Regions from separate parts of the Homo sapiens genome. Here all the other regions are linked to region 1. Evidence: chromatin contacts called from ENCODE Hi-C or POLR2A ChIA-PET data. All regions are on one chromosome and are shown on one strand. The core of a region is the stretch at or near the end of the contact, and the rest is flanking DNA. Distances in the headings are between cores, read along the strand shown.

Region 1 (4,183 bases), core at 199-2,698:
TTATCTCAAAATAAAATCACCGAAATTGAATAAAACAACATGGGAAGCTCCCTTTTAGAGATGGGGGCCACCACCAGAGTGACAGAATCGCAGGGCCTTGGTTTCTCAGAACCGAAGGATGCTCCCCATCTCCCAACTCACCTTGCCGGCAGGAAATTTGCGGAGAAATTCAGGGGTGCGGTTGGTTTGGCCAAAATGGAAGTGGGGTGGTGCGGAGAGCACGCGGACCTGAGCCCCGCTGTACTGAGCAGCGATGAGAGCCTTGAAGGCCCTCCAGTTTTCAGGATACGTGTACAGGGTCTATGGGAGAAAGAGAGGGACAAAATTAATGAGTAGAAGGGTCCCAGTCCTTAATGCCACTCTCCAGGATGACTTTCCTGAATAATCCCAATGTATTCAACTCACCCTTTTACTTCCTCTGGTGAACCAAGTCCTTTAGTACTTGTCATATGTAATCAGAATCCTCCGAAATACCAAGAACAGAACTACACACCAACTGCTAAATAAAGCTTGTTGACAGATTTGACCTTCCCTAAGGACACCTCTGGAAGTATTCTCTTCCTCTCAAATCTATCTCCAAGAAATCCAGAACTTCTAGCTCCATCAGACTCCATCTGCCTACAAACATACTCTCCTCCCTTCCCGGAGCCCTCGCTTCATTCATTGATGGTTCCGAGCGCCTGCCTACTCTACTGCTCAGCTGCTCACCGCTTCAAAAGCATCGTCCTGTCTCTAAGGCACGCACGACGATCGAGAGATTTCTAGTTCCCCTCAGACTAGCCAGAGATAGGGGATGGCATGCCGTCTTCTTAAATCAACTCCTCTCTCTCAAAAAGCCTTTCTTTCCGTGTCGCGAATATCATCCCTCCGGTCCTGTCCCGCAGCGAGTTCCCCGGCGTTGGGCTTCTCTATTATGCCGGCCAGCGGAGTCCAATTGGTCTGACTTCACTGTCCGGAGAATCCTCTCGCTCCCAAACCTCCCTGAGAGACGACCTTTAACCGTGCCAGCCGGACCTGCCTACAAAGACCCTCCTCTTCAACCTGTCCCCTGTGTTACTCCACAAAACGGACACAGAAGTTCGTCAACCTGCCCAGATACCACGCCTCAAAGCGGCAACAGAGCCGAACCCCTTTCTCAGGCTTCGGACGGCCCAGACCCGGCATCTCTTTTCTCCTCTTCCCCAGACCCTTCCACCTCTGGCCTCCGAGAGCCCCAGCCTCAGTTCCCCTCCAGGCCCTAGGAACCCTACTCTCCAGCAGTACAGTCTGTAGACCCCCGAATCAGTTCCCCACTCAACCTCAGAACTCCTCTGGCGCCGACTGGCCCCACTCGGGCAAAGGATGGCGGTGGATAGGATGACCCGAACCACCAGAGCCAGCAAACTTACCCCAGCCGCCATGGTGATTCCGCAAAGAAAGGGGGTGGGGTTCTCGGCGCTGCCGCAAAGTAAGCCGCCCGGGAGAGAAGGGAGGGGGAAAGAGGAGAGCCGTGGAGAAACAGCAGCCGGAAAGCGAGGACGAAACAGAAGACATACGTACGACAGTTCGGTATCCAGTGGCGCTGAATTGGAAAAAGAACTGGGTGGGTGGGGCCTGCTGGCCAGCGCGGAAAAAGCTCGGGCCTGCGCATTGGAGCTCTTGACTGGCCCGCCCCCCAGGTGCAGCGGGCCAATCGGAGTCTAGACGTGGAGGTAGACAGCGTGGAGGGCGGGGAAGTTGTGAGAACCCGCTGGAAAAGCCGCGAGTTCTTGGCTACGTGGCGCGGTTGTTGGCCCGGCGCGGCCAGTGCTACTGGGGGCGTCCCTCTCTGGCCCTCCCAGGGACAAGTGACTTGATGGTAGATTTTGCCAAGCCCCTCACATGATTCTATGAAACTCATGGGAGCGAGGAACAGCTGCTGCGCGGAGGTGGCAGTGTGTGTGCTAAATCCCTTTAGTTCCTGCTCTGCTTTTCCTCCAGAAAGGGATGAGCGTCTAACAGGGGCCCCGGTCTGAACCCGCCTGCCAAAGTGAGGTTTGCTCACATCCAACCCCTGACAGCTCCAGGGTGCTGTTACTGCGAGCAGGGCACCGGCCCTCCGGCCCGAAGCAGGGCAGGGACATGAGGGAGAACGCGCCCTGTCCCTCCCACCTCCTCCGGACTCGGCCCCTGGAGGGGCTGACGCTGGAAGACCTGACATCGTCGCTTCTGATGTTCATGGCTTTTGACCCATGTTCAGGTTTGAAATCTCTTACCCAGTTTAAGAACGGGATGAACTCTCCTCGTTTAAAGGAGAGAATGAAGAACGCTGAACGCAAATCTCCGTCCTTGTGCGCATAAATCTGAGGCGACAGGAAGAATGTGGAGGCAAACCTGGCTCTTCTCAGTACTGCTGGAGCCACCCACCGCTCTGCCATTCAGGAACTCTGCGCGGGTGCCAGGTGCCACGCGCGGTGCTGCCCCCGCACTCCCCTCGAGCTGTGCGAACTGTAGGAAGGAGAAGCTGGTGGGGTGGAGAGCAACAGGGAGAGACCCATGTTCGGGGTCAGACGGGAGCAGCTGCAGGAAGTTCTGGGGGAGGGGAAGGGGGATTATGACCAGATGGAAATGAAAGGAAACGGGAGACTGTATTAATAAACTAGCAGCTTTATTGCCCTTCAGGGGCCATGTCTTCACTTGAGATGTCGAATTGCTTGAGGGAGGAAAACCTGTAAGAAATGATGGAGATCAGGGAACAGGCCTTGGGGATCCTGGAGCGGGGTCACAGTGAGCATTCGGTCAGCCGGGGAGACAGACGCCACAAAGCTCAGCAGGGGCTCAGTTTCTGGCCTCTCTTCGCCACCACTCAGTCCTTTCAGCTCCTGGGTGACCTGAGCCTCAGTCGCCAGCCACCCTGCTCTTGTGCCAGCGCCACCTCCAGCTCCCTCCTTGGTTTGCTGCTGCAAGCGTCTACGGGCTCGCCGCCGCCCTTGCCACACTCGGTGCCACAAGGCACAGCGCCAGCTCGCTGAGGAGGGCAGGGATGCCCCCTTCCCTGCCTCACCCTGAGACCATTCTTGGGCTGCCTCATGTCCCTTGGGCCCCCGCTCTGCCAGGGCTGCGTGGCTGGGCTGCCCCTCTTCTCCAGGGGCTCCATGCTTTCCAGTGGTCAGGGGCAGGTCCCCTGGCTGCCCAGGGCTCTGCATGGCCCAGTCCTGCACCATCTCTCCAACCTCTATAACCATCTCTTCTACCCTGTCTTCCCCACCGTCCCCTGCACATCCCTGCTGCTCCTCTTTCCCCTCCTCACAGCAGTTTTTCTGTCCATCTACTTTGAGTCTTTTGCTTGTCCCTCCCTGAGAGGACTCCCCAGTTCCACCTCCTTCTGACCGCGTTCTCTTGGTTGCCTGTTCTATATGGCACCCCAGTGCTTCCCTGAATACCTGCACCAGGGCAGCAGTGAGCTGGGTGAAGGGTGCAAGGGGTAAAGGGATCGGCGTAGCAGAGAGCAGGGAGCTGGGGGAGCTGGGCTGCAGAAGAGGGAGCAGCCCCCAGTCCCGACCCCGGGAGGAACGGCGCTGGTACTGGAGGCTTCGGCAGTAATTGGCTGCTGCTCGGCAGCAGTTCTGTAGGCGCCCAGCCACCCGGCTGGTCACATTGGCTGCGACATTGTGACTCAGGTCAAAAGGGTCCTGGAGATTCAGGGGGCCAAGGCGCAGACCCTCCCAGAGATTAGAAGGCAGGCCCCCTGCCACAGGCAGTGCCTGACCCTCCCGCAGGGACAGCAGGGAGCCACGAAGATCCCAACAAGATACACAGGAGAAGAACTGGGCTAGCAGGGAACCTGGAGGAGGAGGAAGAGTGGGGAAAGGGGGGTCACTTAGAGGCCAGAACTGATACAGGTCCTGCACCAGAGCCATTTCCTTAGCAGGACTTTTTCCCTTCCAAGGGGCTCAGCAGAGTCCCAGGAAGCTAGGCTTCTCTGATCCCTATAAACAAGAGGTCAAACCTCTCTCCCTGCCCCCACATGATGTCCTTGCCCAGATGCTGCTGCTCCTTGCTAGCCAGTGTAACCTTGGGCAAGTCACTTAATTGCTCCCAAACATGGTTTCTTCATCTGTAAAATGGCAGTAATAATATTAGGTATCTCACAGGCTTTCTGTGAGAACCATGCCTGGCACACAGTTAGTGTGATATATGTTACCTACTGTTGATGAACATCATT
Region 2 (4,436 bases), core at 727-3,226, 1.1 Mb before region 1:
CTTAACTGCATGGAAGATTATTTCTTTGAGAGAATTTTTCTTGTGTTTTTAAGAGTCAGGGTCTTGTTCTGTTGCCCAGGATAGAGTGCAGCGGCCCAATCATGGCTCACTGCAGCCTTGAATTCCTGGGCTCAGGGAGTACCTCTTGCCTCACTCTCCAGAGTAGATGGGACTACAGGCACAAGCCACCATATCTCGTTGTTGTTTTTTTTTACATTTTTGTAGACTGGGTCTTGGTATGTTGCCCTGGCTGGTATTGAACTTCTGGTCTTAAGTAATCTTCCCATCTCAGGCTCCAGAGCAGCTGAGATTACAGTCAAGAGCCACCTTGCCCAGCTCTAGATAAATTTCTGTATAATGTTCCCTGGTACAATAAAAACAAATCCAACTGAGGGTATGTGCATGGGTCTATTATCAGTTTTCTAACTGGTTTGTCTAACGTCTTTACTCTTTTATTCCCTCTAGAAAGACTAAAGGTAACCAATACAATTTATTATACCAAAATGCCTGTGGACTTCTCATGACTGGAGTCAACCTACTTATAAAAGGAAGTAAAACTTAATTGGAATGGAGTTGAAACTAAATGTTAAAGTCATCTTTTCTACTTTGCTTTTGCACTGTCACGATGGAGGGGACTACACTTCTCCAGCTGCAGGTTGAGAATGTAAAGGAACCGGTATCAACACTGTCCTCATGAATACCGTAGCAAATGTACTTTTGATTTTTAAGTGTGGTTAGTCTGACACCCACCTTTGGCTTCCTGGGGAGTAAATTCCACAGGTTGATTCACCATTCTATTACACCTGCTTTTTATTTGCTCTTAAATCAAAGCCTTTAAAATTAAGCCTGGAGCTTCAAATTAACATAAAGAGGAATGGAGTGTAGTCTTTAAAGTTTCTGCAGGAGAAAAATTTTAGACCGGATAGACGCGTGTTCAAGCCTAGGACTGGTACAGCTTGAAACCACTGCCAGTTTGCTGAAAATGATTCCTCAGATGATCAAGGAAAATCCCAAAGCTCCTGATGACACCTCACCTGGTTGAACTCCTCGTCAGCATATATATCAATCAAGTCCACTCCTTCTGACATGGCTCCGGAAGGAAGATCGCGAGTCCGGAGGATGGACAAAGTAAGGAAGATGCCACTGCGGGATTCGGAAAAATGCAAGAATTAGAAGGCACGAGGGTCCTGGGCTGGGAAGAGGGTAATGATTGCTAACCTCCCATCTCCAGAGACGCAGCATCCTGGCGGCCCCAGCTCGGCCCCACCCGCTCCGCCCCGCCCCCGGCCTCGCGCCGCCCACCGCTCTCCCAGGCCGCCGGGGGTCGCTGCCCATCACCCTCGGGCCCGACCCGGGTAGCGCCGCGTCTGCGCCGCAGCTGCCTATGGCGCGACGGAAAAGTCCCACCCTCGGGTCCTAGTGGCCCTAGGACGGCGTTGCGAAGAATGACCGCGGCGAAGCCCGCAGCCCCTATCCGCTGCACCTGCCTAGCCCCCAAGGCGGCTCCGGCCAGAGCCCCCAGGTGTCAAGCAGCTCCAGCCGCCTCTGCCCCCAACCCAGGCCTACTCTTCGCCCCCAGCTAGGCCCGCCCCGCTCCCTCCCGACAAACCCGGCCCGGCGCGCTCTGCCTCCTCCCTCAAAAGGCCCGCGACTCCCTCCGCCCGCAGACTCCGGCCGTCCCATCTCAACCGACCCCCTTCCCGCCTCAGTGCCGGCCCGGACCCCTCTTCCGGCCCAACCTGCCCCCGACCGCGCGCCCCCGTTACCGGGAATATGGCGGCGGCGGCGGCGAGTCCGGACTAGGCCCGAAGCGCGCGAACCGCTCTCCGCCCCAGGTCCCGCCCCCCCCGCCGCCGGCGTCACACGCACCGCCACTTCCGGCATGCGCAGGGACGCACCTTCCGGCTCAGCTCCTCCGTGGCTGCCGTGGTCGGCTGGCCGGGCGGCTAGGAGTTCCCGGAAGTGCCCGCGCAGCCGGTTTCCGGTGCAGGTGGGGAAAATGGCGGTGTCTACAGTGTTCTCGACTTCGTCGCTGGTGAGGAGAGAGAACGTTCTAGCGTCCGGGGCGGGCGGCAGCGGGGATTACCCTTTGTCTTCCTCTGTGGTCTCTATCTTGGGGAGAGTTCGTCTGCCCGATAGCGCAGGGCAAGGGCAGGCCCAGGGAGAGGCCGATCCTGCAACTCAGGAAATAAAGGTCGCTTCCATTCTTTGGTGAGCCTACTGTGTGCCGGTCTGGAAATATCTGCTTAAACGATCAGTCATCGTCCAAGACCCAATTCGCCTCTCACCTACGTCCCAGGCGGGATTAGCCCAACTTCCCTGGGCTCCCCTTCTCCCCGTTCTTTAGTCTTTAATGCTTTTCGTGGTTTCACATAGTATCTTCAGCTTTTTGTTTGTTTATAATTGACATATAATTGTACGTGTTTATGGGGGTACAGTATAATGTTTTAATACATGTGTACATCGAATAATCAAATCAGCGTAGTTAGCATGTCCATCACCTCAAATCTTTATCATTTATTTACGGTAATAACTTTTCAAGATCTTTTTCTAGCATCTTGACATATACAGTACAGTGTTATTAGCTGTAGTCACTCTAATATGTAATAGAACACTGGAACTTATTATTCTTTTTTCCTAGCCTGCTGTTATAAAGTAACTAACTTTGCCTCTATCTTCCCCTCCTACCCCCATCCCTATCTTTATTCTTTTTTTTTTTTCCTGCAGACCCAGGGACTCGATCTTTATTCTTTTTTGATGTAGGCGTTTACACTATAAACTTCCTTCTTAGTACAGCTTTTGTCGCATCTCATAATTTTGTATATGTTGGGTTTTAGTTTGTCTCAGGATATTTCCTTTTTGTTTGTTTTTTGTTGTTTTCCTTTTTTTTTTTTGAGACGGAGTTTTGCTCTTGTCGCCCAGGCTGGAGTGCAATGGCACGAACTTGGCTCACTGCAACCTCCACCTACCGGGTTCAAGCGATTCTTCCGCCTCAGCCTCCCAGGTAGCTGGGATTACAGGCATCGCCATCATGCCTGGCTAATTTTTGTATTTTTGTAGAGATGGGGTTTCACCTTGTTGGCCAGGCAGGTCTCGAACTCCAGACTTAAGGTGATCCGTCCTTCTCGGCCTCCCAAAGTGCTGAGATTACAGGCGTGAGCCACCGCGCCCGGCCTGTTGTTTCCCTTCTTTTTTCTTTTTTTCGTAGAGACAGGTTCTCACTATGTTGCCCAGGCTGGTCTCAAACTCCTGGCCTCAAGTGATCCTCCTGCCTCAGCTTTCCAAAAAGTGCTGGGATTACTGGTGTGATCCACCATTCCCGGCGTGTCTCAAGATATTTTCTAATTTTCCTTTTGATGTCTTCTTTGACTCATTGATTGTTCAAGAGTGTGTTGTTTAATTTCCACATATTTGTGAATTTTCCACCTTTTCTTTTGCCATTGATTTCCAGATTTTAATAAAATGTCTCTTGTGCGGCATATAGTTGAATCTTTTTTTTAATTCATTATATTCAGCCACTTCATGTCTTTTGGTTGGGGAGGTTATGTTATGTTATGTTATTTTCTTGAGACAGAGTCTCGCTCTGTCGCCCAGGTTGGAGTGCAGTGGCATGATCTCGACTCACTGCAAGCTCCACCTCCTGGGTTCACGCCAATCTCCTGGTTTAGGAGTAGCTGGGACTACAGGCGCCCCCCACCACGCCTGGCTAATTTTTTGTATTTTTAGTAGAGACGAGATTTCACCGTGTTAGCCAGGATGGTCTCGATCTCCTGACCTCGTGATCTGCCCGCCTCAGCCTCCCAAAGTGCTGGGATTACAGGCGTGAGCCACCGCGCCAGGCCTGGAGTTTAATCCATTTATACCTAAAGTAAATAGTGGCCGAGGTGGGTGGATCGTGTGAGTCCTGGAGTTCGAGACCAGCCTGGGCAACATGGCAAAACCCCTTTTCTACTAAAAAAAATTAGTCAGGTGTGGTAGTACACACCTGTAGTCCCAGCTACTTGAGAGGCTGAGGCGGGAGTGCGTCTGAGAAGTCAAGGCTGCGGTGAGCCTTGATTTTGCAACAGCACTCCAGCCTGGGCATTGGAAGTGAGACCTTGTCTCAAAAAATAAATAAAATAGGGAAGTACAATCATCCCTTTGTATCCATGGGATGACTGTTGTAGGATCCGCTGTGGATATCAAACTCTGCAGAAGCTCAGTCTCTTATATAAAATGGCATAGTATTTGCATATAATCTACACACATACTTCCATATCCTTTAAATTATTTCTAGATTACTTATAATACCGAAAACAATGTCAAGGCTATGTATATGCTTGTTATACTATATCTTAGTTGTTTTTTAATTGTTGTATTATTTATTTCTTTTGAATATTTTTGATCCACAGTTGGTTGAGTGTGCAGTTGGTTGAATTTACAGGTGTGGAACCCAC
Region 3 (4,214 bases), core at 1,603-4,102, 1.2 Mb after region 1:
CCCAGCCCCAGGTGTGCATCCCAGCTGTTGCTGATGACTTCCTTCTCCCGGGGACTCCAATGCAAGGAGTAGGGGTGCTTTTGGCGGATGTGGCGCTTGATGGTGCTGAGCTTGAGGGTGGCCAGGGAGCTGCCGCACACCATGCACACCATGCCGTGCCGGGCAGGGTTGAAGTCCATCAGGTACTCCAGCCGCCAGTGGTCGTGGTAGTAGCGCCGGTGGTCACGGCCAGGGATGCGGCTCTTTCCAGGCCTCGAGGCCCGGGCCTCACAGTGGTCTGAATATTTCCTGCCTGAAGATGCTGGTCCCCTGGCCCTGGAGGAGGGCAGGGGGGCACTCCCCCAGGACCCCAAGGCACCCCCTTCCAGCTGAAGATCTTGCCCTGAAGAAGGGGAAAGGGAGACAGTTTTTCAATCTCTGATTTCCAGGGAAAGAGGCGAGGGCTTTGATGGTGAGCCCTGAGAAAGGGAGCTGGGGGAGGGGGTGTTCCGGGGCAGGAAAGGGACGGCAACAGCAATAAAAGGGATGGTAGAAGTGGGAGCCAAAACATTAGCCCTTTACAAAGGGCAAGGACCCTTTAAGAGGAGATCAAGAACAAAAGGACGCAGGGCACTGTGGAAATAGCTCTGACTTTTTAAAAAATAAGGTGAGGGCCAAGGAGCCAACCAGCTCTGTAAGGTGCCCTTTCTGGACAAGAGCCGTAGGGAGAAAGCCAGGAGAGCAGCAGGCCAGGGCGGTTCCAGCTGGAGCAGAGCAGGCAGTGGGGCCAGACAAACAAAGGGGGCATCTGTCTACAGCCAGGGCTGCACACGGGACCCACCCACCTGGGGCCCCCGCCAGGAGGGCCCCACCCACAGGTCTTCTCCCTTTTTCCAGTAATGCTTCAAATATAGCTTCCTGAGACTCCCATTTTGGGGATGGGCTAGGCATTGTCAGTTCCCCAAATCTAGGCCCCCACATGGGAGGGATCCCCAAGACAAAGCTGCCAACATCTCCAGGGAAAGGAGTTTCTGAGACTGAAACTTCTCCAGATTCTGGAGGAGCCAATGACCCTGTAAAGGGATGGCAGGAGGGCCACCAGAGTGACAACTAATGACACTGCGGCAGGGAGTGGCCACCATCCACTGAAGCCCATTAAGTCTTTCTGGGGCTTTATTTGCTGCTCTGGCAGGGAGCCGGCCACTGCCCAGCAGTCAGAAGGGCGGGCACTGGAGAGGCCCCACTAACCCAATGGTGTTCCCTGTGCCAGACACCCACCCAGAGCAGTCCCCTACCCTCCCTACAGTTCCCACCCCTCTTGATTTAGAAAAATGGTCTCCTGGGCACACAGGCAGGTTCTGGTCATTCTCCCAGTGGAGAATCACAGGGTTGGGAAAACAAAAGACAGGATCAGAAAGGGCTCCTGTCACCCTTGTGGAAGTTTTTTTGTTTTAGTTTTTATTTAAGTAGATCCATAGAATCCACTGGCTTCGGAGTCATAGGCCTGGGTTCAAGTCCTGGCTTCACTGGTAACTTGCTCTGTGACCTTTGATAGGTCATGTCCGCACTCTGGGCCTGAGCTTCTTTGTCTGCAACGACACTGGCTAGCTGGCTGGTCTCTAAGCATCCTTCCAGCGCTGGATCCAGGCTAGTCTAAGGTGGATTGGCCCTTTAAGAGCCGAAAAAGGGGGAGGAGCCGAGGTTCTTTAAAAACAAAAGGGGATGGGGCGTTTCTGGGAGGGGAGAGACCGGGAGGGGAGCCTGGAGATTCGGGCAGAGTCTCCCTGGCCTGGAGGAAACCCTCAAGGGTCTTAAGGCGTGACCCTGCAGCCGGGAAATGAGTCAACAGTCTCCTTTGAGAGCGAACGAGGAGGACTGGTTGGTTCCGCTAGAGCTGACAAATTAGGGCAAAAAAAAATTCTGAAAAGAAGGGAAGGGAGAATGCACCGGCCGGAGGGGTGCCTGCCTTTGTGGGCGAACCCATCGCTTTAAAAACTGCCCGCGGTGGGAAAAGATGGTGTGGGCCCCCGGGGCGCAAGCGATGCACTTTCCTAGGGAGAATGTGGGAGAAAAGAAAAAGGGTGCATGTCTCTCACAAGGCCACGAGACGAGAGGAGCAGCCCGATTTAAAACAGCAGAGTTCGGAGCTGAGCTCAGCTCCGCTGGGGAAAAGCCCCCGAAGGGGACCCAGGGTCTGGGCGGACTTTTGAGAGAAAGCCCGATTAGGGAGACCACCTGGGAGTCTGAAAGAGAAAGGGGCGGGGGCCAAAGTCCAGCCTCGCTCCGTGGCGCCCTGCCCCGTGGGGCCCCTCGGGCCTGGCCCCCAAGGCGGGGCGCTGCGGGCGGCAGCGGGGCCCTTTAAGGGGGAGGCGAGCCGCCCGAGCCCCGCGAGCCGACCCCGGGAGCTGGGCGGGGGGCTCCCCCGCCAGCCCTGCAGCCGCGCTCCGCGCCCACCAGGTGGCGCCCCCGGCCGCCCTGCCCGCGTCCCCCGCTTTGTTCGGCGGCGGAGAGGGGCCCCGAGCCGCAGCCCTCCCTTCCCCCACGCCGGGGCCCCCGCCCGGGCCGCCGGCCCCAGCTCTTACCGCCTTCGTCTTCCTCTGGCTCCGCGCTGCCGCTCGATCCGGCGGGCGGCAGCCGTCGGCCCCGTGCCGAGGCCACTGCTGGCCCGGGGCCGCCCCTGCCGCCGCTGCTCCGGCTCCGGTGGTCCCCGCCGGGCTCCATGCGCTGCGCTGCGGAGCGGGGCCCCGGGGCGGCGGGGCGCGGGGCCGCGGGGCCGGCGGCAGCCCGCGCGGAGCGCTCGCTGCGCGGGGCCCCGGGGCGCGGGGCGCATGCACGGGGCGGCCGGCCGCACGGACGGCAGGCTGCTCGCTCGGCGGCGCGGGCTGGACCGGGGTGGGGATTCCTGTCTGGGGCCCCTGGGGCTCCTTTAAGGGCTCCTGGGTAAATTTAAAGGGGCCGCGCGCTATTTCCTCCTGCCAGCTCGCGGGGGGCTGGGGGGAAAGGCGGGAGGCAACGAGCCCAGCCGAGGCTCAGCAGCCTGCGCCCGCTCCGGACGCTAGGGGCACGGACCTCGCCGCCCCCGCGGGCCCGCACCGCCGCCTGCGGGGCTCCGGTCCCGGCTCCCAAAGGGTCACTGAGGTGGCGAGGGGCGCCCGCGTCCGCTGCGACGCGCTTCCACCCGGGCTCGGCTCGCGGCCACCGCCCCCTCGGGGCATCTCAGCGCCGGGAGCGCCCGCTGAGGAGGCCGGGGTCCCTGCCCGGGGCTGCCTCCCGCCGCGCAAGCGGGTCGCGAGCTCCGTGCGGGCCCCGGAGCGGCCGCTACTGGCAGGGGCCCCAGATGGCTGCGGCCCCGCCGAGAGGGTGGAGCCGTGGGGGCGGCCGCGCCCCCTCCCGCGGGAGCCGCCCGGGAGCGCTGAGAGCTCGGGCTTCTCATGGGAGGGGCGGACAAGCGAGGCTCCCCCGAGCCAGCCAGGGGTGGGGGCGGCGGCCGCAGTGACTCGGGCTGGGGAGAGGGGCGCACAGCAGACCCGCAGAGAGCCGGCTGCGCCGGGGCCCGACCCTGCGGGCTGGAGGTGGCCCCAGGATGGAAGCCGGGAGGAGAGGGCGTGCGCGGCGGTGACTCAGGATCCTGCCCCCGCAGGCCTGGGGGTGCCTGACGAGGCCCTTGACGCAGCCCCAGACCCCCGGCCCGGCCCTAGGAAGCGAAAAATGCTGGCCCCGGGCGGGGTGTCGGGCACCTGGGGAGGCGCGTTACCACGGCTCGGAAGCGCTGGGCGGACCCTGGCTGCGGGTCCCGGGGCGCCCCCGGTCCCCCAGCTCCGGAGAAGCGGAGCGCAGGGACCCGGAGAGGCAGCCGGGGCGCAGCAGCCTGGGGTCCTCCTGCGAGGACCGGCGGGAGGAGCAGGTGCTCGCTTTGCCTGAGGTTGGGCGCCCACAACAAAGGCGATTCCTGGAGATCCAAATTACAGGGTGCGGGAGGCCTGCAGGGTCTTCTTATCTGGAGGCGGGTTTTGTTCCCTGCACTGGCGAGTTACCCAGCTGTCGCCGATGGCAGTTCGTCCGCTTGTCACCACCTACTGTGTGCCCGCATGCTTTCAGACGCTGGACACACAGCACTGAAAAACATGGGCAAGACCGATACTGCCTGTGACTTTCCTTCTCAGAGGCACCCACAGCCTCTGAAAAGGAAACCGCTCCAGCCTTTCGGGAGCCATGGGAATTAAATTACTTGGAAC

What was found. Hi-C counts contacts between places; a loop is a spot of excess contacts on that map. ChIA-PET counts read pairs that join two places held with the same protein, here RNA polymerase II (POLR2A). Pooled maps may share reads with other maps.
Region 2: a pooled map shows a loop between it and region 1 (8-fold over the local background). The contact joins the promoter of SDHAF2 here to the promoter of EEF1G in region 1. A Hi-C loop is called at or near these places in 4 of 50 pooled maps. POLR2A ChIA-PET finds 5 or more read pairs at or near these places in 3 of 52 experiments (MCF 10A, WTC11 and activated CD4-positive, alpha-beta T cell).
Region 3: a loop to region 1 is called in a pooled map, with 2.5 times the contacts of the local background. The contact joins the promoter of ZFTA here to the promoter of EEF1G in region 1. A Hi-C loop is called at or near these places in 1 of 168 maps with a recorded cell type or tissue (dorsolateral prefrontal cortex) and 1 of 50 pooled maps. POLR2A ChIA-PET finds 5 or more read pairs at or near these places in 1 of 52 experiments (activated T-cell).

Annotation. Positions count from the first base shown.
Region 1 is chr11:62,572,443-62,576,625 of GRCh38, forward strand. EEF1G (eukaryotic translation elongation factor 1 gamma) reads right to left here and starts at 1,449. Exons shown (of 10, transcript NM_001404.5): 1 at 1,389-1,449; 2 at 142-300. The coding sequence starts at 1,400. It overlaps TUT1 (terminal uridylyl transferase 1, U6 snRNA-specific), which reads right to left. Exons shown (of 9, transcript NM_022830.3): 9 at 2,610-3,802. The coding sequence ends at 2,652. RefSeq lists enhancers at 1,418-1,617, 1,573-2,534, 2,318-2,377, 2,535-3,496.
Region 2 is chr11:61,428,148-61,432,583 of GRCh38, forward strand. SDHAF2 (succinate dehydrogenase complex assembly factor 2) reads left to right here and starts at 1,977. Exons shown (of 4, transcript NM_017841.4): 1 at 1,977-2,035. The coding sequence starts at 2,000. It overlaps CPSF7 (cleavage and polyadenylation specific factor 7), which reads right to left and starts at 1,828. Exons shown (of 10, transcript NM_001142565.3): 1 at 1,767-1,828; 2 at 1,035-1,143. The coding sequence starts at 1,088. RefSeq lists enhancers at 1,043-1,691, 2,048-2,107 and silencers at 1,198-1,627, 1,738-1,907, 1,766-2,101.
Region 3 is chr11:63,765,923-63,770,136 of GRCh38, forward strand. ZFTA (zinc finger translocation associated) reads right to left here and starts at 2,853. Exons shown (of 5, transcript NM_001144936.2): 1 at 2,562-2,853; 2 at 1-382. The coding sequence starts at 2,700. RefSeq lists silencers at 2,270-2,569, 2,790-2,839, 2,970-3,179, 3,200-3,669.